Regions from separate parts of the Homo sapiens genome. Here all the other regions are linked to region 1. A link is an interaction called in ENCODE POLR2A ChIA-PET data of the cell type or tissue named here. Cell type or tissue: MCF 10A. All regions are shown on one strand. Each heading gives the region's core, and the rest is flanking DNA. Links, peaks and the distances in the headings are about the cores only.

The links. Peaks named below come from ENCODE experiments on the same cell type or tissue, not always from the same donor. Only the 100,000 strongest peaks of a DNase experiment are listed, where the experiment ranks them.
Region 2: POLR2A ChIA-PET joins it to region 1 with 22 read pairs; 8 of 35 experiments call an interaction of 5 or more read pairs at or near these places.
Region 3: POLR2A ChIA-PET joins it to region 1 with 10 read pairs; 5 of 35 experiments call an interaction of 5 or more read pairs at or near these places.

Annotation. Positions count from the first base shown.
Region 1 is chr2:173,146,642-173,157,373 of GRCh38, forward strand. The region is part of intron 2 of MAP3K20 (mitogen-activated protein kinase kinase kinase 20); the gene reads left to right. Among named protein-coding and RNA genes, the nearest start is that of MAP3K20, 76 kb to the left of the region's middle. In MCF 10A, for the core only: no CTCF peak of the experiment used is centred there; DNase peaks (open chromatin) are centred at 2,980, 5,220 and 5,560.
Region 2 is chr2:173,070,391-173,081,122 of GRCh38, forward strand. It overlaps MAP3K20 (mitogen-activated protein kinase kinase kinase 20), which reads left to right and starts at 5,456. Exons shown (of 20, transcript NM_016653.3): 1 at 5,456-5,612. RefSeq lists silencers at 5,151-5,200, 5,281-6,020. In MCF 10A, for the core only: a CTCF peak has its summit at 5,431; DNase peaks (open chromatin) are centred at 5,471 and 7,511.
Region 3 is chr2:173,084,902-173,095,109 of GRCh38, forward strand. It overlaps MAP3K20 (mitogen-activated protein kinase kinase kinase 20), which reads left to right. Exons shown (of 20, transcript NM_016653.3): 2 at 6,097-6,289. The coding sequence starts at 6,131. Among named protein-coding and RNA genes, the nearest start is that of MAP3K20, 14 kb to the left of the region's middle. In MCF 10A, for the core only: a CTCF peak has its summit at 6,603 (motif pointing right); no DNase peak of the experiment used is centred there.

The DNA of each region.
Region 1 (10,732 bases), core at 2,824-7,823:
TAAATAGAATTTAAAACCATGTGGTCTTTGTATACAAGATTTTTGTGGACGTGTATTCTCAATTCTCTTGAGTATATATACCTAAGAGTAGAAGTGATGAGTCACATGGTAACTCTTTAATTCTTTAAGTAACTGTCAGAGGGTTTTCCACAGCAGCTGTTACATTTTACACTCCTCCCAGAAGGGTATGTGGGTTCTAACTTCTCTACACCCTTGCCAACACTTGTTATTCTCTGTCTTTTTAATTATAACCATCCTAGTGGGTGTGAAGTGGTTTCTAGTTCTGGTTTTGATTTGCATTTCCCTAATGAATAATGACGGTCAGCATCTTTCCTTATACTTAGTGGCCATTTGTAGATATCTTCTTTGGATACTTATTTGAATTCTTGGCCTATTTTTAATTCAATTATTTATCTTTTTGTTATTGAGTTGTAAGAATTTGTATATATTCCACATACTAGTCCCTTATCAGGTGTGTGATTTATGAATATTTATTGCCCTATTCTGTGGGTTGTCTTTTCACTTTCTTGATAATATCTATTGAAGTACTAACGTTCTTCATTTTGGGGGCATTCAGTTTAACTTTCGTTGCTTGTGCTTTTGTTGTCATATCTAAGAGGGCTTTGCCTAAGGTCATGAAGATTTACTTCTAAATTTCTTTTAAGAGTTTTATAGTTTTAGCTCATACATTCATGTGTGTGATTCATTTTTTGTCTGTTTTGAGGAAGGGATCTAACTTTATTTTTTTGTATGTAGATAATAACTTCTTACATCTTATTAGCCAGGATATGTCATATGGCCACATTTAGCTTCAAGTGGGGTTGGGAAATGAAATTTTGGGGGTGCATATTGCTATTCTAAACAAAATAGAATGCAACCAGCAGCATCTGCCACAGTGTATACTGTTTTTAATTTTGACTCAAAATAGTATACCAACAAACTCCAGCCTTTTTTTTCTTTTTTTGAGACGGAGTCTCACTCTGTTGCCAGGCTGGAGTGCAGTGGCACGATCTCGGCTCACTGCAACCTCCGCCTCCCGGGTTCAAGTGATTCTCCTGCCTCGGCCTCCTGAGTAGCTGGGACTACAGGCGCCTGCCACCACGCCCGGCTAATTTTTGTATTTTTAGTAGAGACAGGGTTTCACCATGTTGGCCAGGATGGTCTTGATTTCTTGATCTCGTGATCCACCCACCTCAGCCTCCCAAAGTGCTGGGATTACAGGCATGAGCCACCGTGCCCGGCCACTCCAGCCTTTTTAAAATATGAATTTGGCCAAGAAGCATTGTCTGTAACTGGCCCCAAAAAGGATTTTTAAAAAAGTTGTCTGATTTTGTTTGTTAATATGCTTATATCCTGACCTCTCTGAAAATCTGACTTTGACCGAGAAGCATTATCCATAAGTGGCCTCACAGAAAGACTCAAAAATAAATTTTCTGGATTTTTGTTAGTATGGTTTTTCTGAAGTTAATCCTACAAGATGGAAGGAATACACTGTTTCTTATGCCTCTACCCAACTCTCTGCCCCTTTATCCTCCCCTGTCCCCCCTCACACCAGTTCTCGTCTGTCTTTGTTGGCTAACATTACATAATTTTAATGGGTTTAACAAACATACCCTTAAGTGGACATGTTTTTGGCCTCTGTACTGAAATCTCTTAGTATTCTCCCTTGCTCTTGGGTTAGAAAACCTTCTTGTTACCACTTTCTGGTAAAATTTTATGCTATGAGAGGTAGGCTGTTTCATGGCTTTCAGTCTAGGTTAAGTGCCAGAACATGTTCTTTATTTTACTATTCGAAAGGGACTTGGAATTTATTCCACTATCTCCTGATATCCTTAGGATGAGTGGTGTGAGTAGAATGGGTCCTGGTCATGCTTTATAGAATTGGCCCTTGAGCAGACCTTCATAAACACCTTGCTAAATCTAGGACAGCAGGAAAGACAAGAAAGGGGCAGAGTTAACCAGCTGGTCCACTGAGGGATAAAGAAAAGCATCCCTTCCCTGCCTCCTTCCACCCCAGGTCGCTCCAACCTCCTGACGATGCCTGGAAGCGGTGTGCAGATTGTTTAACAGGAAATGTGTGGGTATTTGTTATTTTGCTGATCTCTATGGAATGTCCCTTACTGAATTTCATGGTTTGCCAAATTTGGCAGAGTTCTTCACTTCTTTGACTGTATAGCTCTGAGGTGTGAGATTGATGTTCGATGATGAAGGGAAACCTAAGTGGGTCCTGAGGTTCCATTAATACCTCTGCCTTCACTCTGCCTCTTCTTCTGTTTCCTGCTCTCCCAGATTGAGCCAGGTGTTTACAAAAATCTGGTCAAGGGCTGATTCTATAAAGCTGACTTCCTACACTGAAAATAAAATCTGTGGTCATAGAAGGAATTTTGAACCCCAGACATCTGTTGTAGACGTATAGAATTGATCACAATGTAGGATAGGTAGAAATATTTATAATGATAGTGCTGAAATCAATATTTGGAGCTTAATATGTGACAGGCAGTTTTCCTGGTGCTTTACATGGATGTACTCATTTAATGCATAAGAATAGTAAAGTGTATTCTCATGGTACTTTTCACTGTACAAAGTGTTCTTGTATTTATTTGATTCTTATAAAAACCCTGTGAATATGAGACCAGAGTAGACTAAAGAGACATGACAACTAAATGCAGTGTGGCACCTTGGGTTGGATCCTGAAATGCAGAGAGGACATTAGTGGAGAAAATGGTGAAATCCAAAGTCTGGAGCTTAGTTAATAGTAATGTACTATATATAGTAACATAAGATGTTAACAATGGGTGAGGGGTATATGGGAACACTCCTATATTTTTCTCTGAATCTAAAATTACTCCAAAATAAAAAAGTTTATTTTTTTTTAAAAAAAACCCTTATGATCTAGTCAATGCAAGTCTCATTATCCTCATTCCCCAGATTTGTACTGTTTGGAAAGGCTGAGAACCTTGCTCAATAGCACAGGGGGGAGGTGGTAAAAGACCAGGACCTAAACTGGAGTCCTTGCATTCTTACCTGAGTGCTGAGTACTGAGGAGTACTGCCTTAGGAAGAATGCACTGCTTTCTGCCTACGTCATCTCCGCGCATCCTCCCCACAGCCTTTCGAGGGTTGAGAGGTGATACTTTCATTTTACAGTTAAGAGATCATTGCCATTCATTCTCACTACTGGACAAATAACTCAAAAATATGTTTCCTGTTGACTTCAAGTGACTATTGACTTCCATATTTGAATGGAGAATACAGTACATATTTTGGGGCCCATTTGATTAAACCAGTCCAACTGTTGAAATCTCATTTAGGGAGTGTATAGAGATGATATGATGAATGATGGCTAATGCCCAAAGGCAGTAGTTTTGAAAAAGAATAGTAGTGTAGTGGTGTCTTCTGTGATCTCTGACACAGAAATCTGTGAATGGACAGAAAATAGAAACACAAGAATTGCCCCCATCAAATTCAGATTTGTTCTGCAAATGTGGTGATTGTGAGTCTAAAGATGGTACGCCAGATTCCATATCCTGTAAGTGGAAAAGAGAAGTGATGTTCAATTTCTGTCAACATGGCAATTTATTTTTTAAAATAGCAGGGTGACTTAAGAGATTTATTTGGAAGCTTGCAGAACAAGGCTTACTAACAGCTTGTGGTCATCTCAGTATATCTTGGTCTTTGGATTTAGATTCTTTTGCCAGTTGTGGCCTGACCTGACTATGCAGGATGACATGTGTTCTAACACTTTTCCAACGCTCTATTCTCTAGATTCTCTTTGATTTGTGGTCAGTGTCCTACACAGGGTTGTTTCAGCCTCTTCTCTCATAAAAGAGAGAGTGCTATTGCTGTCAGTCTGTGGATCTGTTTTCCAGCAATTGATTGTTCAGGCTGATGTTCTGTGTATCCGAGTTCAGTTCTGCATATCCTTAAAAAAATTTTTTTTCTTTGAGACAAAGTCTTGTCCTGTCACCCAGGCTGGAGTGCAATGGGTGATCTCGGCTCACTGCAACCTCTGCCTCCCGGGTTCGAGCAATTCTCCTGCTTCAGCCTCCTGGGTAGCTGGGATTACAGGCACACACCACCATACCTGGCTAATTTTCATATCTTTAGCAGAGACGGGGTTTCACCGTGTTGGTCAGGCTGGTCTTGAACTCGACCTTGTGATCCGCCCGCCTTGACCTCCCAAAGTGCTGAGATTACAGGCGTGAGCCACCACACCCGGCCAAAAAAAATTGTTTTAATGTAGGTACAATTTCTAGCAGCTAACATTTATTGAGGAAAACCATGCGCCTAGCATGTACTTTACATGGGAGTTTGGTCCTTGTAACTGTGTTAAGTGGATACTGGTTTTATTTTACATATAAAGAACACACTTAATTGAGAGACCTGGAAGACCACACAGCTCATACATGATAGAGCTGAAATTTAGCTCCAGGGTTTTCAGACTCCAAGGCAACTAGGCTACAGTTTAGCTTGCCACAGAACCACTCACTTGTTATTAGACAATAACAAGTGTTGGCAAGGGTGTAGAGAAGTTAGAACCCACAAACCCTTCTGAGGGGAATGTAAAATGAAACAGCTGTTGTGGAAAACCCTCTGACAGTTACTCAGAGAATCCTGGCTACATATTAGACTCACCTTGGAAGCTGGGAAGCTTCTAAGAAGCACCCATGCCTGAGCCCCACCCTATACCAGTTAAATTAGATTTAAGTCAGAATGTTAGACTTGAAGAGACTAGATCATTCCATCTGTCCCTTTTACTTCCACATTTTGACATTTTATCAATAGATAAGCTGACGCCCCAAGTCACACAGTCATTCAGTATCAGAAGCCAGCCTAGAATGCAGGTGTCTTGATTGTGATCTTAAAGTTGCTTCCATACTCAGATCAACTACTACTAAATATGTTAGAACATTTACTGTATACAAAGGCCTAGGCATATGTCTAGTAATAGGTGTTTATTTATATGTAACATTATCGAAATGTGCAGGCATGTACATCTATGTGATTTTGAGAATTTATATTCCTATGTCATGATTGAATTCATAGGCTTTGCAGCCAGATTGCCTCGTTTGAATTTTGGCTTCACTGCTTCTCAGCTATATAACCAAGTTACTTAACCTCTCTGTTCCTTACTTTCTTAGTGACACACTGGAATAACAGTATTTCTGCTATGGACTAAATGAGTTAATGTATGTAAAGTGATGAGCCAGTGTTGAGACACAGGAAATGCTCCATAGGTGTCAGCTATTGTAATGTATGAGTCAGATTGTACTCAGCTTACAACTTCTGAAACTCCACAGTTATTACATTCATTCATTGCAAAAGAATTATAATAAACTATGTGGTCTGCCTCATCTGTCTCAAATTTTATATACCTTTCTATAGGCTCTTAACAGGGTCTATACTCTCATGCTTCATAGCCCATGATTTTTTATCTCCTGGAAAACATGTTGATGTTCTAATTTATTTTCTTCATCTCTGGGCTCACTGTTGGACCACTACATCTCAGCTCAGTTCAGCAATGACCTTCTGTGTATTTTGTTAATAAATGTCTCAGGCTGCCAGAATGTTGCTCTGATGTAGATTGGTATATTGCATCAGTCATCACCAGGTTTATATTTGTTTACATGCAGAACGATTCTTGTCTCTTGAAGGTCATATTTAGCTGATAAGCAGTATTCAGAAAATCTCGGATTATTTTGTCTGGGACTTTTAGTGATGATTATAGGCTGTTACATGGGAAGAGTTCTACCTGGAGAACTCAGAATACAGATTGAAGCCTGTTGTCTCTGATCTCCCCTAGGTTCTAAGCTTTGTTGCATGAAATGTATTTGTTACACAAACACTGCTTCAGTCAACAGGCATGGAAGAATGGACCAGTTACAGTGTTGTTAATTACCACTTATCGAATGCTCTTAAAGGAGCCCTTTTAAAAAAACCTTTCTGCTCAAAGATAGTAAGGTGTTAAGTAGAGTGACAGTCAGATTAAGGACACCCCGCTGAATCTTCAAGCAAAGAGAAAAACTAGAATTTGGGGTGAGACGGTATTTAGAAATAAGGAGATAAAAATCTGAGCTGAAATAGATACAGCAAGCAAGATCAAGACTTGCACCACAAGTTACGTAGGTCAACTCTAGTAATTTGACATAGTAGAAGTAGAATAGGCTATTTTGAAAAATAGTTTCCTACTTTAGGAGATTTGAGGCTCCCAAGAATATAGTGAAGGCACACTCTAGGGAATGCTGGTAGCTGCCCAAACAGGTCCCTGTTGAAGTGGCTTCTGATTTATGCATTTGGAAATTTAATCTTAAGAGTTCAGAGTTGAATGGACTCTCAGGGATGCTAAATCACATATAATTTGATTGAGACTAAATAATTAAACCATATTGCTAATCTCTAAGTTTTCTATTTTTAGATAAGGTGTATGGGAAACAAACTTATAAAAGATTGCTTTATGAATGTGAATTCAGAGCAAGAGCAGTTAGTAATAGGATTTGAATATGTTCTGATACCACATTCAGCTGATAATCGATTTACCTACCCTTCAACAGGAGGCCCACCTTACTGGAGAAGTTGTTACGCCTCCCATTTTCACCCCTCCCCTGTTAGGGCTTATCATCTCTTTAACTTTTCTCTAAGTCTTTGTAACTGACTGTCCGTGACTACCTCTGAATACTCACACAATTTTATTAAATATGTTAAAACTTTCTATCAAGTTATTCTCCATCCTCATGGCCTGAAAGGGTCTTTCACTTTAGGATGACTTGACATGTCTCTGCTGACACCCATTTAGTAGGTTGATCATTTCCAAATTTCCAACAATGCATCACTGTTTCCCTGGTGTTCATCTGTCACTGGAAGTGTTCAGTCAGTAGGATGCCTGTTTCTTAGAATATTACTAAGAGGGTTACTTCATTAGACAACTGGAGCAGATGACCTTTAAGTTCTAACTTATGGGAAAGTAGTGATTCTTTTACCTCTGTAGGCCTTGCTGATCCTGGAAGATTTCTTTGAAGTAAACCTAAGAATTAGTCATTTCACGGTATCTGCAGAAGATTTGTCCTAGGATTTCCTAGATACCAAAATCTGTGGATGCCTAAGTCCTTTGTATAAAATGATGTAGTATTTGCACAGAACCTACATGTATCCTCCTGTATAAATCATCTCTAATTACTCATACTACATATTACAATGTAAATGCTCTGTAAGTAATTCTTATCACATATTTTTACTTGTATTATTTTTTATTGTTGTATTGTTATTTTTAAATTTTTTCCAATATTTTAGGTCTGTAGTCGGTTGAATCCACGGATATGGAGCCCGCAGATACAGAGAGTCGACTGTTTGTTTTCTTGCTTTTTAGGAGTCACTCCCACCGAAATTTGACATAAATATCAGCTTGGCATATGTTAGCAGTCACACTGCTGTGTGTTAGCAATTCCATTACCTGCCTGTTACCCTATCACTACACCACATTCTAGCCAAACTAAAGTGCTGCCGTTTCTCAGGCATGCACCCCGTCCCAGCTATGAACCCAAATGGAATCCATTCTCTTTTTTTTGAGATGGGATCTTTTTCTGTTGCCCAGGCTGAAGTGCAGTGGCATGATCTCGGCTCACTGCAACCTCTGCCTCCCAGGTTCAAGCAATTCTCTTGCCTCAGCCTCCCGAGTAGTTTGGACTATAGGCGTGTGCCACCATACCTGGCTAATTTTTGTATTTTTAGTAGAGATGGGGTTTCACTCTGTTGGCCAGGCTGGTCTTGAACTCCTGACCTCAGGTGATCCACCTGCCTCAGCCTCCCAAAGTGCTGGTATTATAGGCATGAGCCACCGTGCCCAGCCTAATCCATTCTTCATGGTCTAGTTGACACTGTCCATTACCTCCCAACTTCCCTAATTTTAATACAGATCCTTCACGTGTTTTGTACTTCTGATGGTTGTTATGTGGCATCTTGTTAATAGGTACTTTTATTTTTCCCATAATAGTGGGTAAGCCCTTGATAGCAGGAGTTTATTTCTTTTTATTTGACTTCCAGCACTCTGATGCACTCTGCCATCCTTGTTTTAATTCGTATCAATATATAAAATAATGTAGATACTAAGGACAATATCAGAATGTTAAGGAGAGGCATGGTTACATTTAATGTTAAAACTCAGACTATAACCTATATAGGATACTTGAAAGAAAAGATCAGAATTCCAAGTTACTTAGGGAAACTTTAGCATTACTATAGAAATCCAACCAAATATAATGGGATTAGGGTGCCAATAGAAAGTGAGGAAATGGAACGTGGTGTAAAGTATTATTTCAAGAAGTTTTGGTGTTCAGGAAAGTAGTTTGAGAAGGAGGGAAGGGTCAAGAAAAGTTATTTTTTGGAGAGATGAAAAACATTTTCTTAGGCCTAGAGGATGGAACTAGAAAGAGATGGAATATTTCAGAAAGAATATTGATGGAGAGCGATATCCTGAGAGAAGAGGGGGAGGTAAAATCTGGGGAAGGGGAGGGGTACATTTTTCTCTGAGACAGAAAGAAAGGCGTAGGTGTAAGGTAGGAGTGCTGAGTTCTACCAGTTTCCCTAATGTGAGAGTATTCATAGTTTCCCTAATGTGAGAGTATTCATAGTAATCTATTGAGGATGAAAAAGCAAGAGTACTAGAAGACATGAGAAGAGCTGAGGTGTGTTGTAGCTTACTCATGAAAATTATCTTGTATATTTCTTGATATTATTGTCCGTCTTTTCCAGCTAGATAGTAGGCTCCATGAGGAAAAAGGTTTTGCTGTCTTGTTCACCACTGTCCTTAGCGCCAAAAAATAGTGCCTGGCACATCATATATACTTCATAAATATTTGTTGGGTGAATGTTGAATGGAGAGTGAAAGAGGAAACTAACTGGAGATACTCAAAATGATTGCTTTCATCCTTTAGCTTTCAATAAATGTACAGATCATAACTACACCATGTTAACTGTTTCAGTACAGATCTGTCAGAAAAGCTTATCTGAAAGTACTGAGGGGCATAGAAAGGTAATTATTGGATTTTTTTCCATACTTAGAGATTGGTAGCATGGGGACTGGAACTTTAGGGTTTTGGCAAGTATGTTTTGGGATTATTTGACCAAGGAGTGCAAAATGTTGTTGTGGTACCCTAGCGACTCTTCCATTAAACGGAACCTTGATCTCTGATAGCTTGATAGATATGGCATTAATTATTAGCTGCTTACACAGTAATATTCTCCTCATCTTCCTTAGGATTCCTGTATTGTTAGATGTGCCACTATACCCAGCTTAAAACTACATTTCCCAGCCCTTCCTGAAAATAGAACTCATTTATGAGATATAGGCAGAACTTTCTAGATGAGATTGCTGAGAAAGCTCTCTAAAAGAAGCTGACCTAAGAGGACACCCTGGTGTACTTTCCTTCTTGCTGCCTGGAATGTAAATTTAACGGTTTGGAACTTCAGGGGTTACACTGGGACCACCACACAACCTCGAGGATGTAAGCCAGTGCTAAGGATGGTAGAATAATGAATTGTTGAGCTGCCATATTGGGATTCTTTCAGCCTTCGTGTTTTGAGACATTTTATTATTTCAAGACTGATTTGTTATAAAACTCTATCTTGTTTAAAGCACTGTTATTTTGGATCTCTGTTTCTTTTAGTAGAACCCCATTTATTAGAAAGGAATTGAGGGACTAGAAGCCTCAACCTGGTCAACCGAAGAGCTGATTTCATGGGAGTAAGCATAAGAGATTGAGGTCAGAGAAGGGTTTCTAAGTGAGGTGGCTGGGTAATGAAAGGGTCTAAGACAGCAGTCCCCAACCTTTTTGGCATCAGGGACTGGTTTTGTGGAAGACAGTTTTTCCACAGATAGGGCGGTGGTGGGGGATGGTTTCAGGATAAAACTGTTTCACCTCAGATCATCAGGCATTAGATTCTCATAAAGACCGTGCAACCTAGATCCCTTGAATGTGCAGTTTACAATAGGGTTTGTGCTCCTCTGAGAATCTAATGCTGCCTCTGATCTGACAGGAGGCGGAGCTCAGGCGGGAATGCTCGCTCGCCAGCTGCTCACCTCCTGCTGTGCGACCTGGTTCCTAACAGACCACTGTTGGTACCATTACCTAAGAGATGGTCATAAGGAGCTAAAGTAGAATGCTGGTGAAAGTTCCTGGCGTAGACAAAGTCAAGGAAATAGTATTTGTATGTACAGATGGGAAACCAAGAGGTAACCCTTTGATTAGGCCAGTGTTTCTTTGAGTTTTGGTTTCAGGGGCCATCAAGGATCTGTGAATCTATGGACACCTGGAATCTTCTTTTAAAGACTGCAATTTGAGATACACTATAAAATACAGTCAACCCTTGAACAATGCAGGGGTTAGGGGCACCAACCCCTGTGCAGGTGAAAATATGGGTGTCCCTTTTGACTCCTTTGTTAGCGAAAGGAAAGATGGTGGCTGGAGTGATGGTTATTAAGTATGAGACAGTTCATTCAAATGGAGGCGATCTGTTCATCAAGCCATTAGGGGAGAAGTGATCTTTTGCCTTTAAGAGTGGAGTTGCCTTAAAGTGGGATTGTAGTTGAGGACTAGAAAGAAAAAGACTGAAAGACTTCAAATCCCTTCCATTCTTAATATTCTATGATTCCAGATTATCTTTACTATGTATTAGTTAGGGTTTGGTACCTTTTTTTTTTTTTTGCAATTAATAAAACTAAAACTATCTGCCAGCTATCA
Region 2 (10,732 bases), core at 2,585-7,584, 76 kb before region 1:
GTAGCAAAAACTAGACATATCTTGATTTCAGTGAACCCATGCTGGGATTCAGTGAATCCCAGTGTTCATATTCAAAGTCGTTACCAGCCCTTCACTTAATAATACCACTTCATAATAAGTAACTCCAGGATTCTGTCAGAAAATTACATCAATTGTTACATCTTTGGGAAGAGGTATATGAGTTTCTTGCAATAAAGTAGAGTTAAGAGTGAGTAGAAAGAATAGCAAGACTCGGCCAGGTGCAATGGCTCACGCCTGTAATCCCAGCACTTTGAGAGGCTGAGGCGGGTGGATCATGAGGTAAGGAGTTTGAGACCAGCCTGACTAACATGGTGAAACCTCGTCTCTACTAAAATTACAAAAATTAGCCAGGCGTGGTGGCTTGCACTTGTGATCCCCACTACTCAGGAGGCTGAGGCAGGAGAATCGCTTGAACCCAGGAGGCGGAGGTTGCAGTGAGCCAAGATCATGCCACTGCACTTCAGCCTGGGTGACAGAGTGAGACTCTGTCTCAAAAAAAAAGAATAGAAGGCTCAATGCTGAATGGATGTGACAAACTCAGTTATGATTCAGTCAAAGTTTAGATATAGCATTTTAAAGAAAAGTAGCATGGCAAACAATAGTAAAGAATGAGCAGTGACTAGGACTCAAGACTCAGATATGTAGGACTTTATCATCCCACATGACCATCAGGTAGTATGGTCCCGAGGAGGGGACAGTTGTTTAAGGACAGGGCTGGCACCACATCCCAGATTTTCTGCCATTTAGCAAAGTGCTCTCTTCCCTGCTTGATGCAGCTGCCCTGTTACGCTGCGTCTTGAAGCAGAGAACAAGGCAACCAACTCCCTTCAGACTCTAAAATATCAGTTCTCAAAATGCAGCCTGGGGACCCTTTGGGGGGTTTGCAAGGTCAGAACTCTTCATAAAAATATTGACACTCTCTCATGAGTGTACAGTGGAATTTCCCAGAGGATATATGTAGTATGATATTGGAATAGATTAAATTCAGAAGCAGATATTAGAATCCAACTTTTGTCTACTAAGCTAAACGTTAAAGAGATTTGCAAAAATGTAAAACAATGGTATTCTTTCAGTTTTTAAAAATCTGGGGCAATGGTTATTTTTCACTAAAATGTTATTTATGTTAACATAGATAGGCTTATTGGCTTATTATTTTTAAATGGATTAATTTCTAATTTTTTTTTTTTTTGAGACGGAGTCTTGCCCTGTAGCCCAGGCTGGCGTGCAGTGGCACCATCTCAGTTCATTGCAACCTCTGCCTCCCAAGTCCTGCTTCAAGCAATTCTCCTGCTTCAGCCTCCCGAGTAGCTGGGATTACAGGCACCTGCCACCAGGCCCAGCTAATTTTTGTATTTTTAGTAGAGACGGGGTTTCACCATGTTGGCCAGGCTGGTCTCGAACTCCTGACCTTGTGATCAACCTGCCTCAGCCTCCCAAAGTGCTGAGATTACAGCCGTGAGCCGCCGTGCCCAGCTTTAATTTCTAATATAATAAATTTGATAGATATGACTCACTTAAAAGCTATTTGGCATCCTCAATGACTTTTTTAGAGTGTAACGGAGTCCTGAGACCAAAAAGTTTGAGAACTGCTTGATTTGAAAAAACAAGCCTAAAGTCTACCTTTTGCTCCCTGAGGGAAGGCAAGTTGCCCAACTTTTCCAAGACTTTTTCTGGCCCCATAGCATGGGATGATGACTTAAAACTACCTGCTAGGGTTATTGTGAAGACTAAATGGGAAGACGTCTGTGTAAAACTCTTAATTCAGTGCATGGCGTATGACTGTTCAGTAAATATTAACCATCTATTATTATTATTGCTTCTGCTATTACTGTTACCACTACTATGAGGGCTATTACTCCCTGCTGGTGATGTCTTTACTCAGATACATGAAGAACTTATTCTTTGAACTTGCTAAATGCTCTCAGGCCATTGCACTTGTTTCCTTTGCCTGGAATATCTTTCCCTCCTTTTTGTCCAGCAAATCCTCTTCATTTCTTCTTGTATTAACTTCGAGCTTCTTTGATTTAGAAGCCTTCATTGACCTCTCAAAACTATGCTAGGTACCCTGCTGTAAGCCCCAATCTTTGCCCCTTTAAGAGCATACCATAGTGTAATTGCTCGTGTCTTTGCTGGCTCTTCCATTGCACTCCGAAAACTCTGTGAGAGAGGGGACCATGCTTGTTCACTGCTATAATCATAAAGCTCTGCACAGTGCCTGGCAGTCAGTAAATGCCTGTTGAATACATTTTGTAAAAGTCTTCAATATGTCTTCTTGCCACACCGCTCCTTTCATGTCCCAGGGTGCCTAAATAAGCTCGATATCCTGCATATTCCTGTAAATCTCTTTGATCCTCAAGTTAGATGTAAACACTAAACTCAAACAATGATCTGGGCTTCATTTATGATTTTAAGGCAATGGTTAAATGACTTAAAGGATGTTTGATTATATACCTTAATTTCCCAGGGATTCAGAGTTGTACAGGAGGTAAAGCCTTGGTCTTTGCATAAAAGTTGGGTAATTCTTAGCTATGATCCAGGCATAGACTATTCACAAGTTAAGATGGAAAACTAAGACGGCTAGAGAAAATGCCCCTGGGTGCCAGCTTGTGCCATAACTCTTACCACTATAAGAGGAGGGGAGGATAAAGACTGCTTTCTTCCTTTTAAGTTGCCATTCCTTCTGCCATTCGTAGAATTTATGTCTGCACTTTTCTCATCCACTGATAGCTAGTGGCAGTTTCAGAATATCTATTTGAAGAGGGGCTTAGAAGAAACAGTCCCATTGAATAGGGGGATAGGAAAGTTTTTCCTTAAGCTATATTTATATTTTTCAACTTAGATTGCATGTTTATTTTGGAGAATGTTCTTGGATATAAGAGGGTGCTAAGGACTTCCAAGCCACCTCACTGCTAAGAGTACATCTATTTTTAGTGTGGAAACATTTGAAGTAAAGGAATAGGCAGGTTTGATAAGAGAAGTTTGACTAGGTCTCTTTTGTTATTGCTTTTCACACGGGTAAACCTAAACTCTGCCTGGTGAGCATTAACCAATTCAAAAAAGATTTGAAAGTTCAAAAAAGCAGTCGGTGTTGAGAATACATACTAGACCATATTTATTAGGTCTGGGGCCTAAAAAGATCAGTATAATCAATAGGAAACAGGCAGCTTGACAAAAGAAAAACCAAACTTGAGGCAATCAGTTTATCATACAATCATTATATATTTATTTCAGCTATGGACAATACATATGCAGATACCACACAATATAAGATGTGACCTCAAAGGGCTTGCAACCTATTTGGGAAGACAAGAAAATGTCTACTAGATTATCATTTAAGCATGTTTCTGAAACTAATCTTTAGTGTTCATTGTTCCTGCTGGTTATTCTCTTGGCCTAATTATGTGAGGAAAACAGAATGAAGGCAAAGGGATGGGAAGCAAGGGCAATGTGGCTAAAAATATTGATGCTCTTAAGCCATGTGTTCCAAATTTAAAGCAATACATTCATGGTTTTAAAGCTGGAACCTGCAACTAACTTCTAATTAGTCCCTCTTATTTTACAGAGGAGGAAACTGTGGCCTATCCTGCAAAGCACTCTAGCTGATAACTGGTAGCTCTAAGACCAGAAGTCAGGTTCTCTGACTCTCAGTCTAGGGTCCTTTCCAAAACAAACAAGTGCCTCTGAAGGTAAGGTAAAATGACTGGAGTCTTCCTATGCCTGGGGTCTATGCTAAAGAGCCTTAGTTTTTCCTTGAATGGATAGGATGGAATTATTTGAATTATTTTATTAGACCTGCATTATACATTTTTTTAGCATGGCAATTTTCATCAATTCTAATTTCTCAGTTACCAAAATAAAATTTATTAATGCTAAAATCTCCAGTCCTTATCAAAGGGCAAATTAATCAGACTAATAAATTGTTTTTTAACCTCTACTCATTCATCCCTCAACTTTCATATCTTTAACCTATTGAATGACTTACAAATTTTCTATTTCACTCTTGACCTCTTTCCTGAATTTCAGTTTCATATTTCAGTTGCTGCATCTCTACCTGTTTTTACTCCTATGACCTCAAACTCAACATGAAGCCAGCTTCCCTTTCACGTATTCCTATTTTTGTCAATGACACCATCATTCTTCCAGTCATCCAGGTCTGAGATCTTGGCATCATCTCTCTTCTTCTTCTCTTCTAAATCTTGTGGGTTACCAATTTCTGTGGCCTCTTGCTGAAACGTTTAATATTTCTCTCAATTCCATTTCTTCTTTTTTTTTTTTTTTTTTTTTTTTTTTTTTTTTTGAGACAGAGTCTCACTTTCATCCAGGCTGGAGTGCAGTGGCGCGACTGTGGTTCACTTTAGCCTCGACTTCCCCAGCTCAAGCGATTCTCCCACCTCAGCCTCCCGAGTAGCTGGGACTATAGATGTATGCCACCACATCAGGCTAATTTTCTGATTTTTTTGGAGATGAGGTCTCACTGTGTTACCCAGCCAGGTCTCAAGCAATCCTCTCAGCTTGGCCTCCCAAAGTGCTGGGATTACAGGTACCATGCCCAGCCCATTTCTTCTTTTTAATTCCATTTCCTACATCCTAACTCAGGTCCTCATGATCCCACAACCGGGTGGTGACAATATCTACTACTCATCCTGGTTCCATCCTAGCAACCCAACCTACAACTACTGTGGACTACTCTCTCAAAATTACCATTTAAACAGAATCACAAACCCCCATTTCACCCCTTTGATTCTAATTTTTCACAGCTCCCAGTGTCCATGGATAATAAAATTCAAATTCAAAATCCTGAATAATGTTGCCCATGCCCTTGCAACCTCCTCTCACTTTTCCTTCACAGAACCATCCTCCCCAATCAGAAATTTCTTTTCTTCCCAACGCCCACCTCCACCTTTGGCTTAGGCCTGTAACGGACTCTGGCTCCTCTTCTGAATTCTGCTCTGTTAAAATTAGCAACTAGAGCAGCAGACCACGGCCCCTCCTCAAAATTCCAGAGGTACCTACTGATCTTTCTAGAGAGGCAGCCTTCAGACCTATGTTCCCAGAAATCTCTACGTTTGTGCCTTTCCCAACTAGAGAATTAACTCTTGCGGGGCACAAAACAGCCTCTATTTCTTTGCGTCCCCAGCGCCTGTTTGTTGAAGACTGAGTTGAAGGAGTAGCAGGTGGTGTTAATTTGTCAAAAAGATGAGTTAAGGTGCTGGGGGCGAGGGGGAACACCCCCACGGCCCTCCCCCCACAGCAAGGCAGGTGTGTCTGGGGGCCTCGGCGGGTGCCGGGGCGCGGGGCGGATGGTGCCCCCCGGGCGCAGGCCAGGGAGGCCCGAGCGCCTTCCCCACGCCCCGCTCGCCCGCGCGTGTGAGGGGAGGGCGGCCCAGCCGTTTCGCGCCGGGAGGTAGGTGGTGCTGTTGCCGTGACTGTCTTCCTCATTGGCGCCGTGCAGAGAGGCGGAATGTTCAACTCCTAACTGCAGCGGAAACGTGGGAGCCGCGCGGGCCGCTGTCGTCCCAACCCCCGCCGCCCTCGTCGCGCGCGGGGCCTCCGCGCCCCCGGCTGCTGCTCACGCCCCGCCCGGGAGCCAGGTAGGGGTCAGGCTGGAGCCCGCGGAGGGCGGGGAGGGAGGGGGCGAGGCCCGCCGCGCTCGCGAGTCGTCCCTGCGTCTCGGGGCCGAGGCTCCGCCGGAGCCCGGGAGTCTAGGCGGCCTCGGGAGGCTCCTCGGGGCTCCCCTCCCCGACCCAGGGCCCGCCCGGCGGCGGCGGCCGGAGCGAGCGGGCGGGCGAGCGAGCGAGCGTTCGCGGCGCCCGGGAAGTCCTCGCGGGACCTTGGCCGCGGCGCCGCCAAGTGCGGTTCGGGAGAGTTCGGGCCGGTCCCATGGAGAAGTTGGCGCCTGGAGGCGCGGGCGCAGGCCGGAGCGGCCCCGGCTTTCGCGGTCCCGGGCGTGCGGCACGGGCAGGGGCTCCGCGAGCAGCAGAGCCGGCCAAGCAGCGGGTGACTGGGGCACTGTCGGGAGGCGAACCGCGAGGCCCCCAAATCAGGGTAGGGTGCAGGCCACTTCCCAGCACTCGCTGTGCGTGCGAGGAGGGACGACGAACTTCTGCTTTTCTAAGAACTCGACCGCGAGCGGTGTTGCTTCCCATCCATTTTCCTTCATTCTGTTTTCCTCACACAATTAGGCCATGCGAATAACCAGCAGGAACAATGAACACTAAAGATTAGTTTTAAAAACATGCGTAAATGTATCCAGAGCCACCGCTCCCCGCCCTTCCTGCCCCGGGCTTGGGCAGCATGAAGCGCCCGCCCTCTCGGGCTTCCCCCTTTCCTCCCACCGGAGCCGGGGATGTCTCCTTTGGCGACCCTCAGGCAGCGGCTTTTTGTGGGCTCCCAGACCTGCACCAGGCCCAGAAGTGCTTACCCAGGCCGTCGCCTCGTCTGGCCTCGCTTGCCCATGACAGCTTTCAGAAAACTTTAATTCAGGACTGGCTAGATGACATCCGATTGCCTAAAAAATTTTTTTAAAAAGTTATCTCTGTTAGATCGCTGAAAATGTTATGTTTCTGATGCGCTTTGAGATCGCGCATAAGTACTGTTTATGGGGAACTTAATTACTATTTTTGTTAGTTTCTGTAATAATGAAAGCAACACAATTTAGGGGCCCATTCCAAGTATGGTACAGTAAGCAGCTCTCGATACTGGTGTGTGAGAATCGTCTTACAGAGTGAATTTGAGGATGTTTGACTTAAGATTGTTGAAAACTGTACTCCTTCTTTAACCCCGAAGCTGTTTTGGAAGAGCCTTCTTGCTTCCTCGACCTTCGTTGAAATGAACAGCTAGGATTTAGTGGATCCAAACCTCCAAACACGTTTAAAGACAAAAATAAACAAGTGATTCAAGGCTAGTTAATGTCCTCTTTGTAGTAGGCCTATCTCCACAGTGAAATTTCACTTGTTTTTCAATTTTCCAAAAAAAAAAAAAAAAAAAAGTGATGGCTGCATTTTAATTATGGTTATGGTCATTTGTAGAGTCTTTGTTTTAAATTCCTGCTACTATAGTGAGAGATTTAGGAGATTGTAAATGAATACGAATTTAGTTTGGGAAAACAGAATTAAGATAAAGAAAAATGGTCTTTTGGACCACTGCACTGTTTATTTTAATCTATCACAATTTAATTCCTACTATAACTTTTTGAGATTATTTGGGGAGTTTTTTAACTACAAAATATTGTTTAAATAAAAAAATTTAGTGATAATAATTCCAGAGTAAATGACCATGATGCAATTGCAAGGACTTTCTCCGTTGTCTAAAAAAGCAAATAGATGATTGATCCGTTTTTCTTAATCTTTTAGGGAATATATAAGGACACAGTAAAGAGAGAAAAAAAAATCCAAATATTAAACACTCGGACTTGGATCTAAAAATGGATGGTCAAAGATCTTGGGAACTAAGGGGCCTTCTTGCCAAATAAGGAAACTTGGCAAGTTGCACTGTGTATTTTAACTTAGCACAAGAGTGAGTGTTATTGGCAATATATTGGCTCAGAGCCTATCTGGAATGAGCAGTGAAACTGACTTTGATAGGGCTACAAAATTATAAATAGGTTTGTGGGGGCGTGGAGTGAATAATCGAATCATCAGAGAAAACACTGAAAACTTTTCATGAAAATAAGTCAGATGTAAGGTGAAGCTATTAGTGTGGAGTGACAGAGCAAAATGGACAGTTTATTTTAGAAAGTGGTAGATTCAGAAGAGAGGAGAGAATCAGTGGTTTTTTTGTTTTTGTTTTGTTTTTGTTTTTGTTTAAACTGGAAAAAGATGTTTGTGGGGATATAATACTTCTTGGAATAAGATAGCCCTATGTCTGTATCCTGAGATGTTGGAAATAAAAATGAATTTAGATCACTTGTTTTCCATTTTATTCTACCCAGGACAGATTGACAGGGTGAGTATCTTGTCTATCTAAATGTAGTAGGAACAGTTAAGGCACCTTTTGGTCTTACTGCAAGGAAGATTTAGGCTAGTTTTTTGGTAGCTATTAACTTTGCCCCACTAGACACAAATAAGCAGAGTTCCAGCTGTGACCAGAAAATTGTACCTGGTAAGGGAAGAGGACTATGAATGCTAGAGCTTAGATTGATTCGACTGATACATGGGTGCTTTTATGTCAGACCCTCCTACGGATGCTGAAGCATCGTCCTAATAGCTGTTAAGTAATCCCAGCACAGTAGAAGAATCTGTGAGAACAAAGCAGCCCCACATTTGACACCCTAACCCCAGTGTCTTCAATTGTAATAGGAAATTAAAGCCTCAAATTGAACTTTAGGTGGATGGTGAGCAATCCAGTAATTACTGTAATAAGAAAATAGTTTAAATAGGGTAAACAAAAGGCAAATTAGAAGGAGGAGGCAGAATGTTATTAACAAAAAGACATGATATGGTAGAAAACAATGATATGACTTTGGAGTCAGGCCTGAATTTGACACAAGTTGTGTCACCTGTAAGGTAGTTGGCTTGAGCTACTTTCATACCCCTGATCCTCAGTTTTCTCACTCATGTAAGTTAGGAACAGTAGTACCTGCTTCCTAAGGATAAGTACAGTCATGTGTCCATTAATGATGGGGATACGTTCTGAGAGAACTGTGTTGTTACGTGATGTTGTAGTTGTGTAAATACCACAGCGTGCACCTACACAAACCTAGATGCTATAGCCTACTACACACCTAGGCTGTGTGAGATAGTCCGTTGCTCCTAGGCTACAGACCTATGTAGCATGCTGCTATACTGAATAGGCAGTTGTAACACAGTAATAAGTATTTCTATCGAAAAATAGAAAAGGCACAGTAAAAATACAGTATAAAATATACAGTATCAAAGATAAAAAATGGTACACCCGTATAGGGCATTTACCATGAATGGAGGTTGCAGGACTGGAAGTTGTTTGGGGCAAGTCAGTGAGTGAGTGGTGAGGGAATGTGAAGGCCCAGGACATCACTGTACACTACTGTAGACTTTATAAACACTGTACACTTAGGCTCTACTAGATTTATTTAAACATTTTTCTTCAATAATAAATTAACCTTAGCTTGCTGTAACTTTCTTGTTTTATAAACTTTAAACTTTTTTTTAACTTTTTGAGTCTTTTGAAATAACACTTAGCTTAAAACACAAACACATTGTACAGCTATACAAAAATTCTTTATATCCTTATTCTGTAAGATTTTTTTTCTATTTTTAAATTTAAAAAAAAATTTGTTTTGCTTCTTAAACTTTGTTAAAAACTAAGACAGAAACACACACATCAGCCTAGCCCCACATGGGGTTAGGATCGTCAATATCACTGTTTTCTACCTCCACATCTTGGCTCACTGGAAGGTCTTCAGGGGCAGTAATGTATATGGAGCTGCCATCTCCCCATCTCCAGTGATAACAATGCCTTCTTCTGGACACCTCCTGAAGGACCTGCCTCAGTTAATTTTCTTTTTTTTTTTTTTAAGTGGAAAGAGTATGCTCTAAAATGAGGATAAAAAGTATAGTAAATACATAAATGAGTAACACAGTCATTATCCTTATCAAGCATTGTGCACTGTACATAATTGTATGTGCCGTACCTTTATACAGCTGGCAGCATAATAAGTTTGTTTACACCAGCATCACCACAAACACATGAGTAATGCATTGTGCTATGATGTTAGGAAACTGTGCCATCACTCAGCAATAGGAATTTTTCAGCTTTATTACAATCTTATGGGATCGCTGTTATATATGCAGTCCATTGTTGACTAAAGCATAGTTATGTGGTGCATGACTTTATGAGAAAGCACATAGAAATGCTTGTAACAGTGCCTGAAATTTCAGCCACTGTATCAATGTGGTAAAGAAGGATGTTTTACTACATCTCTCAAGTTATACGCAGAGCTGCTTGCCCACTGTCCTAGTCTGTTTTCTGCTGCTAGAGCAGTCTGTCACAGCCTGGGTAATTTACAAGGAACAAGGGTAATTTATTTGGCTCATGGTTCTGGAGCCTGGGAAGTCCAGGTACATGGCTCTGGCATCTGGCGAGAATCACCCATTGTGGAAGGGTGGAAGGCGAAAGCAAGCCATGAAAGACAAAGAGAAAAAGTGAACTCCTGAGATAATTAACCTACTCCCAGGATAACAGTGAGAATCCATTTATGACCTAATCACCTCTTAAAGGTTCTGCTTCCCAGTACTGTTACATTAGCGATTAAGTAATTAAGTTTCAACATGAATTTTGGTGGGAGCATTCCTACCATAGCACTCAGCTCTTCCAGCTAAGGCTTGCCTTTGGTACCCTGTCCTGTTCCCAAGTTATACTTATGTAGTGGGTATGTAGGTTTTCATAACTACTCTCCTGCTTTGAGTATAAGTGTTTCTAAAGTGTGCTTTAGAACCACTTGGAACCATTTTTATAGCTAATTTTGAGCAAGGCCCCAATACCCTTCTTTCTGGACTCATCTCCAGGCTTCCATTTAAGAAAACCAAAAAGAAAAGGAAAGAATTGCTGTCTGCACGTCATGTAATAAATCTTTACTTATTAAACTTTTCTACCAAAGTACTCTATTGTGGGGATAAATGAATGTTTTCCTTCAAGAATTTGTCCGTATAGCCACAGATACCCCAATGCAAGCAAGTACTTGCTTTAAAATTTTATATTTAATCTTAAAAATTTATGTGGATTTTGCATTCTC
Region 3 (10,208 bases), core at 3,232-8,231, 61 kb before region 1:
TAGCTAATAACAGATCTGCTCATAGATCTCTCTAGTAGGGGTCTTTACCCTGAATCATGCTACTTCCCTGTTGAAATATCTCTTATTTGGAAGTGAGATGTATCAATGAAGTCAAATACTATGCAAACTTGATAACTTTGGGGCTATCAGTTTTGTGACATTGAATGGAAAAGATTTGAAATTTTTTATTTATGCATCTGGAAATGCCACAGTCTGAGAAAAAGTGATTTGTTAAAGTTACCGAGAGGTGGAGGGAGAGTTCAAACTCCTATCAATCTAATTCTAAAACCTTGCTTTTTAACATTAGAACTGTAGTGGGGTCATTTTTGTTTTTAATTTGGGGCAAAAGTAACAGTGAAAAGGTAAATGACTTATTTGAGGTCAACATGGATCTGAAAAATCAAGAAGCAAAATAGAAGGTCTGTGAATAGAGAAACTTAAGTCTATTTTTTTGGACTAGAAGATTGAAAACTTTAAAAAGTAAAATAATTCTTTAAGATTTCCTACCTTCTTATGTTTCCACTTTTCATAATTAGGTGATGCTGCTATATATGCTTTCAGCAATTTGGTTAATAGTTAAATGTTTTTGAATTTTAATTTAAGGAAAACTTTAAATTAAAAATTTTTTGACATTCTACTCAAGTAGTGAAATGATTGGATTCAACCACCAAATTATTGATTTTCAACATTTACAGAGTTGTGATGCCTTATTTTACTTTGATTTTTGTGACATTTCTGCTCTAACTTACCCTTCAGTATTGTATGGTAGATACTTAACATTTAAAACAGCTTTGAGAGTTTATAAAACAACAGTTAGAATCCTACAAAACTAAAACTGAGCATTGTTGCGTGGAGCAAAATTGCCTTTTTTGTGTAAAAGCAATTTTTTTTTTTTTTTTTTTTTTTTTTTTTGAGATAGAGCCTTGCTCTGTTGTCCAGGCTGGAGTGCAGTGGTGCGATCTTGGCTCACAGTAACCTCTGCCTCTACGGTTCGAGCAATTCTCCTGCCTCAACCTCCCAGGTAGCTGTGATTACAGATGCACGCCACCATGCCTGGCTAATTTTTGCATTTTTAGTAGAGATGGGGTTTTGCCATGTTGACCAGGCTGGTCTCGAACTCCTGACCTCAAGTGATCCACCCATCTCGGCTTCCCAAAGTGCTGGGACTATAGGCGTGAGCCACCGTGCCTGGCCAAAACAATTCTTTTAATGCAGTGAGATGAAAACGTTGGATTTGATTTGATATACCATGTAAATAAATTTATATAGATGACTTTTTATTAAATTCTGGTATATTCATTAAGTGGAGAATACATTTGAAAAATTAGAACATAATTTAATCAAGTAGCAGTCTTCCCCAACACGCTTTAAATATAAATAACTAGCACTCAGATTTTTCATTCTTCTCGTCATAAATTGATCCCCTTAGAAAAATGATTCTTAAAGGAGAGAAAACTCAAGGGGAAAAAATATATATATGGTTTAACTTTCATGTATATGGGAGTGGAAATCTCAACCAAGTTTTTCAGCTACATCCATGATGCTTTGCCAAGCTCACTGGAGTTAAACCTGTACTCACATACCCTAGATTACTAGTTTATTCGGTATTCAGATGGAACTTAATTTTTTATGGTTTCAATAAAACATTCAAGTAATTGGATAGTTCCATTCACAACTAGCCAGTTCCCAAAATGGCATGGTGTATCACAAAATAGCAGTGATTCTGTGAAGAACCTGGCTAGTTGCCTCCTGTCAAGTGGTGAAATCCTGGAGAAGTGTGCTTCTCAAAGGTCAGCCTTTTTCTGGCACCCTTAGGTCAGTGTCAGTTGTGACTGATCCTGTCTCAGTTCATCCACATTCCCTGGGCTTGTTCTGCAGCATAAGGCTTACATGAATTCATACTGATCTCATCCTGCTTCAGACCTCTGCCTTTGTTTTGGAAAGGATTTCTCTACTCCTCCTTCTTCCCTGACCCTGGGATTCAGAGGGACCCAGTACTGAAAGTCCCAAATACACTCTCCGAAGAAGCCTAGGCAGCAGTTTCCAAATCAGGATTTGCTTCAGAACCCTCCGGGGCACTTGTAAAAATTACACACCTTAAGTTTTACATGACTTGGTTGAAACCTTTCCAGCTACAAAAGGTATAATGGAAGAATAACCAGAAGCTATTTACTCACTTATTCAACAAATGCTTTTTTAATGGAAAAGCTGCCTAACTGTGTACTTGGCTGTGTAGTAGGTGCTGAGGATCCAGATGTAAACAGAACTGAGTTTTGACTTTAGGGAATTTATAGTCTGGTGGGAATTAAGTGGGAAAGATAAATGGGTAAAGAAAGGTGCTGTGGCACATGAGAGGGAGAATTCAGCTGTGCTCAGGAGACTCAAAGAGGTGGTCAGGGATAGGAGTTTGCTGTGCAGAGAAAAGTATTTGAAGCAGAGACACTAGCCTGTGTAGAAATGTGGAGATGTGAGAGGTCAGTGTATATTGGGAAGTGCAGGCAGTTCCTCGTGTGTGTATGGGAAATGAGATGACATGAAGTCAAAGTGGCTATAAGTGGTAAATGAATAACACAAGAAACTTTCTTGGAATTAGAATACATGAGTTACAGATAGAAAGAGTTCACTGAGTGTCCTACCAATGAATGAAAAAGACTCATTCCTAAACATATCCTATTAAAATTCAGGATTCCTGGGATCAATAGAGGATCCTAAAAGCTTTCAGAGAGGAAAAAATAATATAAAAATGGTTAATAATCAGTAACATCAGACTGCTCAGTAGCCACATTAGAAACTAGGAGAAAATGAAGTAATACTTTCAAAATTATATGGAAAATCATTTCCTACCTAGAATTGTATGCCCAACCAGGCTACCAATCAAGACATTTTAAGATATACAGATTCTCAAAAAATTCTATTCTGTGTGTTCTATTCAGGTAACTAATGGGAGATATGTGTGTCATCAAAACAAGGGAGTAAACCAAGAAAGGGAAGATGCGAAATCCAAAGACAAGGTTCTCACAGAGGAAAAAGGTGAAGGAAATTCTTAGGATGGTAGCCAACAGGAGTCCCAGTCCAAGTCAGGCCTAGAGAGCAACCATTCCAGCCAGACTGAATCAGGATGAAGGGCCTAGAAGGAGTGTCTCTAAAAACAATAGAACCAAAGAGTGAAAAAAAAGAGAAATTACTTGTTTTAATTTTATTGAGAGGAGTTTTGCAGCTCGTGGGAGAGATTAATGGGGGGAATGTGTTAGGAGTGTAAAAAGCTAAGCAAACAACAACAAAAAAGCAAAAACAGGGCAACTGATAACTCTAAGAGAATCCAAACGTTATCCAAGAAAGGAAATGTAATTATTGAATCCTACATGGCACTGCTGGGAATAATGTTTACTTTGTTGGATTACTGTAAACACTGACTATTGACTTAACCAAATGTTACAGTACGGTTGGAAGCTGGGAGGTTTGGGCAAGTATGCCATGCTTGCATGCATGGAGGTAGAGGGTGATATATGAGAACTAAATTCTTGTCTTCCACAGAAGTTAATAGATAATATCTAAAATGGAAAATCAAGAAATAGTAATATAAGCACATTCTTTAGAAATACAGAGTTCAGTGCCAGAAGAAAATGCTAAAGGAGTTGAAATTAGTTGCGTCTAGAGAGTGGGAATTGGGTATGGGGAATGGGGAGACAGGAAACTTCTATTTTTTATGATAAGCTTTGTAGTTCAATTTCATTTTAATGCTTTTATAAAAATAATTAACAAAAATGTAAACCTAGTGTCTGTAATGCTGAGGGAACCTTGCAAATGGTGTTTGACATTTGGTTGAACAAACTTTTTAGCTTGCATACTCTATATACCTACCCTTGGCAACATTCCTGAATTTTATACAAATTTTGTTCTTTTCCATGTTTAACTAAATAGGAATTACAAAAAAGTTGGTAACATAAACTGTTGATTCACATATGTTTATAGACTATATTTGGATACTATGATCTTTCCCTCACTCATATTTTTATGTGGAGTGTATCTTCTAAACTTTAGAGGATGAACAAATAACCCTTCCTCTTTCTCGCCTTCTCCCCAAAGTAGAGCAGCGTTTGACTTCATGTGAGAAATCAGCATTCTTCAGTGACCTGATTTTCCTGAAATGGGATGGCTAGCCAGCTGCATGCTAAGATCTTTGAGCTGCCTGTGCACTTCACTCAGCAGAGCCCCAGGCTTTTTATGGAGAAATGTTGCCAGTTTATATGGATACAAACCAACCCCTTCTACCTTTTTATTTAAAAAAAAAAAACTCACAGAAGAATGGAAAGAGTAGTAAAATGTCCAGATACCTGTCACCTAGATGTGCCAGTTCTTAACGTTTTGGCACACTTGCTTTCTCTCTCCCTCTCTCTATTCCTATGTACTTTTTTGGATGTGTGTGTCGGGGGACAGGGATGAGGACTGAACCATTTTAAAGTAAATTATAGACATCATACTTTAAAATGGCTACATGCATTTCCCAAGCAATACATCCAAGGACATCCATCTATAAAGCAAAAATACCATTATTTGCCATGGATAAAATAATATCATCTAATTTATAGTTAATATTTAGATTTCTCTAATATCCCAATAATATTTTCTATAGATTTTTTTATCCAGAATCCAGTGATCATAAATTATATGTAGTCATCGTGTTTCCCTTTTTTTTTTTGAGATGGAGTCTCGCTCTGTTGCCCAGGCTGGAGTGCAGTGGCACTATCTCAGCTCACTGCAACCTCCACCTCCTGGGTTCAGGGAATTCTCATGTCTCAGCCTCCCAAGAGCTGGAATTACAGGTGTCTGCCACCACACCTGGCTAATTTTTGTATGCTTAGGGTTTTGTCATGTTGGCCAGGCTGGTCTCGAACTCCTGACCTCAAGAGATCCACCTGCCTCGGCCTCCCAAAGTACTGGGATTACAGGCGTGAGCCACCACATCCAGCCTAGTCATTGTGTTTAAGTTTTCCTTATGCTAGAAGTTTTTCTGCAAAAAACAAACAAAAAAAAACTTTCATGACATTCATAATTACAAGGAGCCTAGGCCAGATGTTTTGTAGAATGTCCTAGAAATATAGATTTGTCCCTCTTAAGGTTTTGGTTTATACTTTTTGCAAGAATAGTATAAACCACATAAAATAGTACACATGGGATAAAATAGTACACAAACTTTTTTATCCACTAATTTTAAGCATTTTATGTAGGTTCAAAATTTTAACCCAATTTTAGTCCAGTTTTTGTGTTTGTAAGTCTCACTAATCTATGGTTTGGCATACAGTGTTAACAATGGCCACTTACCTGGAGAATAGTAAAACTCCTTAGACTGTAGGAAAGATCACTAGAATAATCTCTGGGAGGGGTAATACGTTTCTTTGGAAACAAGCATAATATTTTTTAACGTCCTTGGCAGTATTCTTTCGATGACTTAATATATTGTAATCAAGGGCAAATTTTTTCTACTCTTTAAGTTTTGTTACAGTATACAGTCCAGAGAGCCACTTCTGGCAAACAGTCCAGCTTTTCTGTCATCCCTAACCTGAAAGTTTGTTTTTGGAGTCAACGTTTATTGTGTGTTCAGTTTGCAGCCGTTTGGCTGTCTGTGTACCAGGATGCTCGGTGGCTTAGGTTGTGTATATTTTGTGTGAAGTGAGTGCAGCGTGGAGAGGTGGCATGCCTCAGATGCCAGGGGAGCTATGCAAGCTTGCTGTGGAAAGCATGCTTCCCGTCTGTCAGGGCTTCCTGAGAGGAGACCTGGTGACACAGTAGCCTTTCGGCAGAGCTCCTTGGGATGAGTAGGAAGTGCTGCTGCAGGTTTTGTCTGGGGGATATCTGAGCCATTTCTCTGTGGGCAGCTGTGTTTCAAAGTCTGGGCAGGTTGTTGTTGAATTTTGCGTGGGCTGCCAGGGTGAGTGTTTTCGAATTGTTTATAATCTTGCTTTTCTTCTTCCTAAGTCACCGTGACTTTCTGGAAGTTTCACAGGACTCGTTCATGATATATTATCTAAAGTAGGATTCAGAGGATTTAGCCTAATATATTTGTAATTCAGCTTTTCTTTTTCTTTCTTTCTGCAGATTTTGTGGAAGTATAATACTTTGTCATTATGAGATGTCGTCTCTCGGTGCCTCCTTTGTGCAAATTAAATTTGATGACTTGCAGTTTTTTGAAAACTGCGGTGGAGGAAGTTTTGGGAGTGTTTATCGAGCCAAATGGATATCACAGGACAAGGAGGTGGCTGTAAAGAAGCTCCTCAAAATAGAGAAAGAGGTAAGGTCTTTTCCAGCTGACAGAAACAGTCACGATACCATTTATGTAAGCTTTTTCAACCTCGAGTTAGAGGGTCACAGGGCTGCAAGAGACCTAGCAAGGCCTTTGGGACTGATCCACGAGGCCGTTTCCCAATTTCCATTCTGGGAGCCCCATAAATAGAAATTATTGCAGCGTGTGCTTTAGGGTTGAGTTCTACTAGGGGTCAGCTGAAGTAAGAGGATTTCTTTCCAGGGCATGAAAGACCAAATGTTCTCTGAGCTCTCCTGGAGGCAGAGGTGAGATTTTAGACCTTCCCAGGGTTCAAGCTTTTCTCTTCCCTGGGCAGCCAAGAGGGGTCGGTAAAGAGTAATGTGTGAAGTTTTTATACCCTTTCCATTTTCTCTGCTTGAACTTCTGGTCATCAGCAGTTGTCTTTTAAAAGATAAGACACTGTTTTTTTTAACTGAAATATGCAGTACCTGTTTCTTGGATTTCACCTCTACTTAAGGCTAACAGTGATGGTCTTTGTATTATATAGAATTAATAGGTGCCAGACAGAGAGCTGTCCTCCTAGTAAAATCAGAAAAGGGTCTTGGCTTTCAGAGCCTGGGATTTGTGCTGGTCCTAGTTGAGCTCAGAGTTCTTAGAACTGTCATCCTTCTCAGGAATGAGATATAACATGGTTGTCACATTCAGTTTGGTACCATGAGAATAAAAGTAATTACAGAGCTGACCTGCAGGGACTCAGCAGCATTGATAACTTCAGCAGCGACCCTCTGGAGCTGGTTTTGGTCATTTCTATTTACGCCCTGTTTTGGCAAATTATTGTTCAATATCTTTTTAAAGTGAACTTTCCCATAAATATCCTTTAATCTCCCTGAATGATTTCATTTTTTTCATTAACTGCTGCCAGTGAACCATAGCAATTGATTAGAGAAGGAAACCCAAATGGTAGCACTTTGTGAGTTTCCTCCCAGCGGTGCTGTGTAATTGTGTGATCACCAGCTGTGTTTCCAATTGTTGAAGCCAGGTTAGAAGGACTGAGAGATCTCTGCCTTGGGGAATCTATAGGTTTTTGGAAGACATTAAGAAAGGAGAGCTTTTAAAGCCCATCCGTACACAAAACAGAAAGGTACTGGGTATGAGAAAGTCACTTTCCCTTTCCCCCATTTCTCAATCAATAAAAATTTTTAATGGTAGCCAAGTAATAAATCCATGTCTTACCTTGGACTGAACCTAGCCCTTTTAGCTGATCAATTCTTTAAGTCCTTTATAGGAAGCATTATTGTCCCCATTTTATGGATTGGGAAATAGAGCTTTGCGAAATGTATTAAGCTGCCCCAGGAGGGGCAAATGAAATCCAGGAGGCTAGAACCCCTGTTCTTTAGTTTTTGACTCTGAAACCTCTAATTGACCAGGTACGAAGAGAAAACTAAACCTGCTCCATCCATTTATAGTCAGTTATTTATATATATGCTAATATTTTAGCTTTAGATTGTACAACTTTAGTAAAAGGAACATGTTCTTATATGATTGTTCGATGTGAAAAAGATTTTATGAGACATGAAACAGATTTTGATAGGAAAATATTAATTGTAACCCGTTCACTCCACTCCCCCCTCCCCAAGGATACCTACATAATACCTTTTCTTCTATTCTTGGGAGAGCCAGGAAAATGACATAGGAAAGTGCAGGAGTGAAAGCAGGAATTGGAAACTGCCAAATCCTGCTTTCGTGCAGGTATTTAACATGAATGTAGGTAATTCAGAAATTGAGTTGATTCCAGTAAACTGTAAGAGCATAACTCATAAACCTGTAGGTAGGAAAAACAAAACCTCCACTTTTGCTTTGGGGCTTAGTCAGTGATTATGAGTGATAAAGAGACACAGTAAATTATGGCAAAGAACCCCTATTTGTACTGGAATAACATGAGTTTAAGACATAAAAAGTTATGGCGAGGAGTTGACAGTTACTAGCAAGGAAATATACATTTCTTATGTAAATAATTGTTATGCTTTATGAAATGTGTGTTGGCTTCTGGCTAGGTGTTTTCTAAGTGATAAGATAAAGGTAATAAGCCCTGGATTTTTTCCAAATTTATAGATCCAGTTCCATGTCACTTGGTTGTTTTTTGCCAATGAGTTTTAGAAGCAATGGAACACTTAATAAAATGTTCGCAGCTCATTTCATGTGACTCTTTAAGAATGACTTAATATTAGACTAAATATATGTTCTATAAACTTAGCAAAATGTAGAGAAAATATATACCAAACTCTAACTTTGTTTATGTGAGAGGAGAAAGGAAGACTATTTACTTTCACTTTATTTGCAGACCTCTAGTGTAGTGAGTATGTACTACTTTTCTCTGTTTTAGTGGGTATACTACTACTTTATTTAAAAACAAAAAAGAAAGACTGTATTTACTTAAAATCTCTGTAGTTCTTTAAAACTTTATTTAAAAAAATTTTTATATACCCAAAGGACTATAAATCATGCTGCTATAAAGACACATGCACACGTATGTTTATTGCAGCATTATTCACAATAGCAGAGACTTGGAACCAACCCAAATGTCCAACAATGATAGACTGGATTAAGAAAATGTGGCACATATACACCATGGAATACTATGCAGCCATAAAAATGATGAGTTCATGTCCTTTGTAGGGACAAGGATGAAATTGGAAATCATCATTCTCAGTAAACTATCGCAAGAACAAAAAACCAAACACCACATATTCTCACTCATATGTGGGAATTGAACAATGAGATCACATGGACACAGGAAGGGGAACATCACACTCTGGGGACTGTTGTGGGGTGGGGGGAGGGGGGAGGGATAGCACTGGGAGATATACCTAATGCTAGATGACGAGTTAGTGGGTGCAGCACACCAGCATGGCACGTGTATACATATGTAACTAACCTGCACAATGTGCACATGTACCCTAAAACTTAAAGTATAATAAAAAAAAATTTTTTTAAACCTAGAGAACAATTAAAAGAATACTACTATGAACTCTAGTACGTTTTATTCTTCCCCTACACTCACCATTTAGTAACATTTTACATTTGCTTTTTCTCTATATGTTATTGATTTATATGTATTCATATATATTGTATGATTTTTGCTGAACGATGAGAGTACATTACAGATGCCATGTACCTTTATCCCTAAATACTTCAGCATCTCCCAAAACACAACCACAGTACAATTAACAAATTCAAAAAATGTAACAATGATAACAATAATGTTACTTGTTATACAGTCTATATTCACATTTTGCCAACTTTTGCAATGCGAGCTTTTGATGGCAATTTTTCCAACCCAGGATCCAATCCAGGATCGTATATTGCATATAATCGACATGTCTGTTTAGCCCGGCTTAATCTGGAACAGTTTCTCTGCCTTTCTCTGTCTTTTAAGACGTAGACATTTTGGAAAAGTATAGGATAAGTGTTTTGTATAATGTCCCTCATTTGGGGTTTATGTGATTTCCTCCCCAGCCCCCAGCCTAGTCAGAGTTTATGTAGTTTTGGCAGGAAAACTACATAGGTTGTGTGTCCTTGGTGTGTCTTAATGGGTGTCTTGTGATGTTGGTTAGTCTCATTATTGATGATGTTAGTTTTGAATGCTTAGTTAAGAGGGGTTTACCCAATTTCTCCACAGTACAAGAAAATACCTATTTTTCCTTTGTAATTAATAATTAAGCTATTGGTAGATACTTTGAAGCTAAGTAAATATCTTTCCTCAGCAAACATTTACTAATGTTTTTAGCATCTATTGATGATTCTTGTTTGGATCAAATAGTACTATAACAGTTTACTGTGCAGAAAGTAAAAAGTTCTAGCATAAGTGAGTTTGCCCTTATTTTTTCCTTTCTTCCTTTAGTCAACCATTCATTCATGTATTTATTGTTTGATCGTATACTTAAAG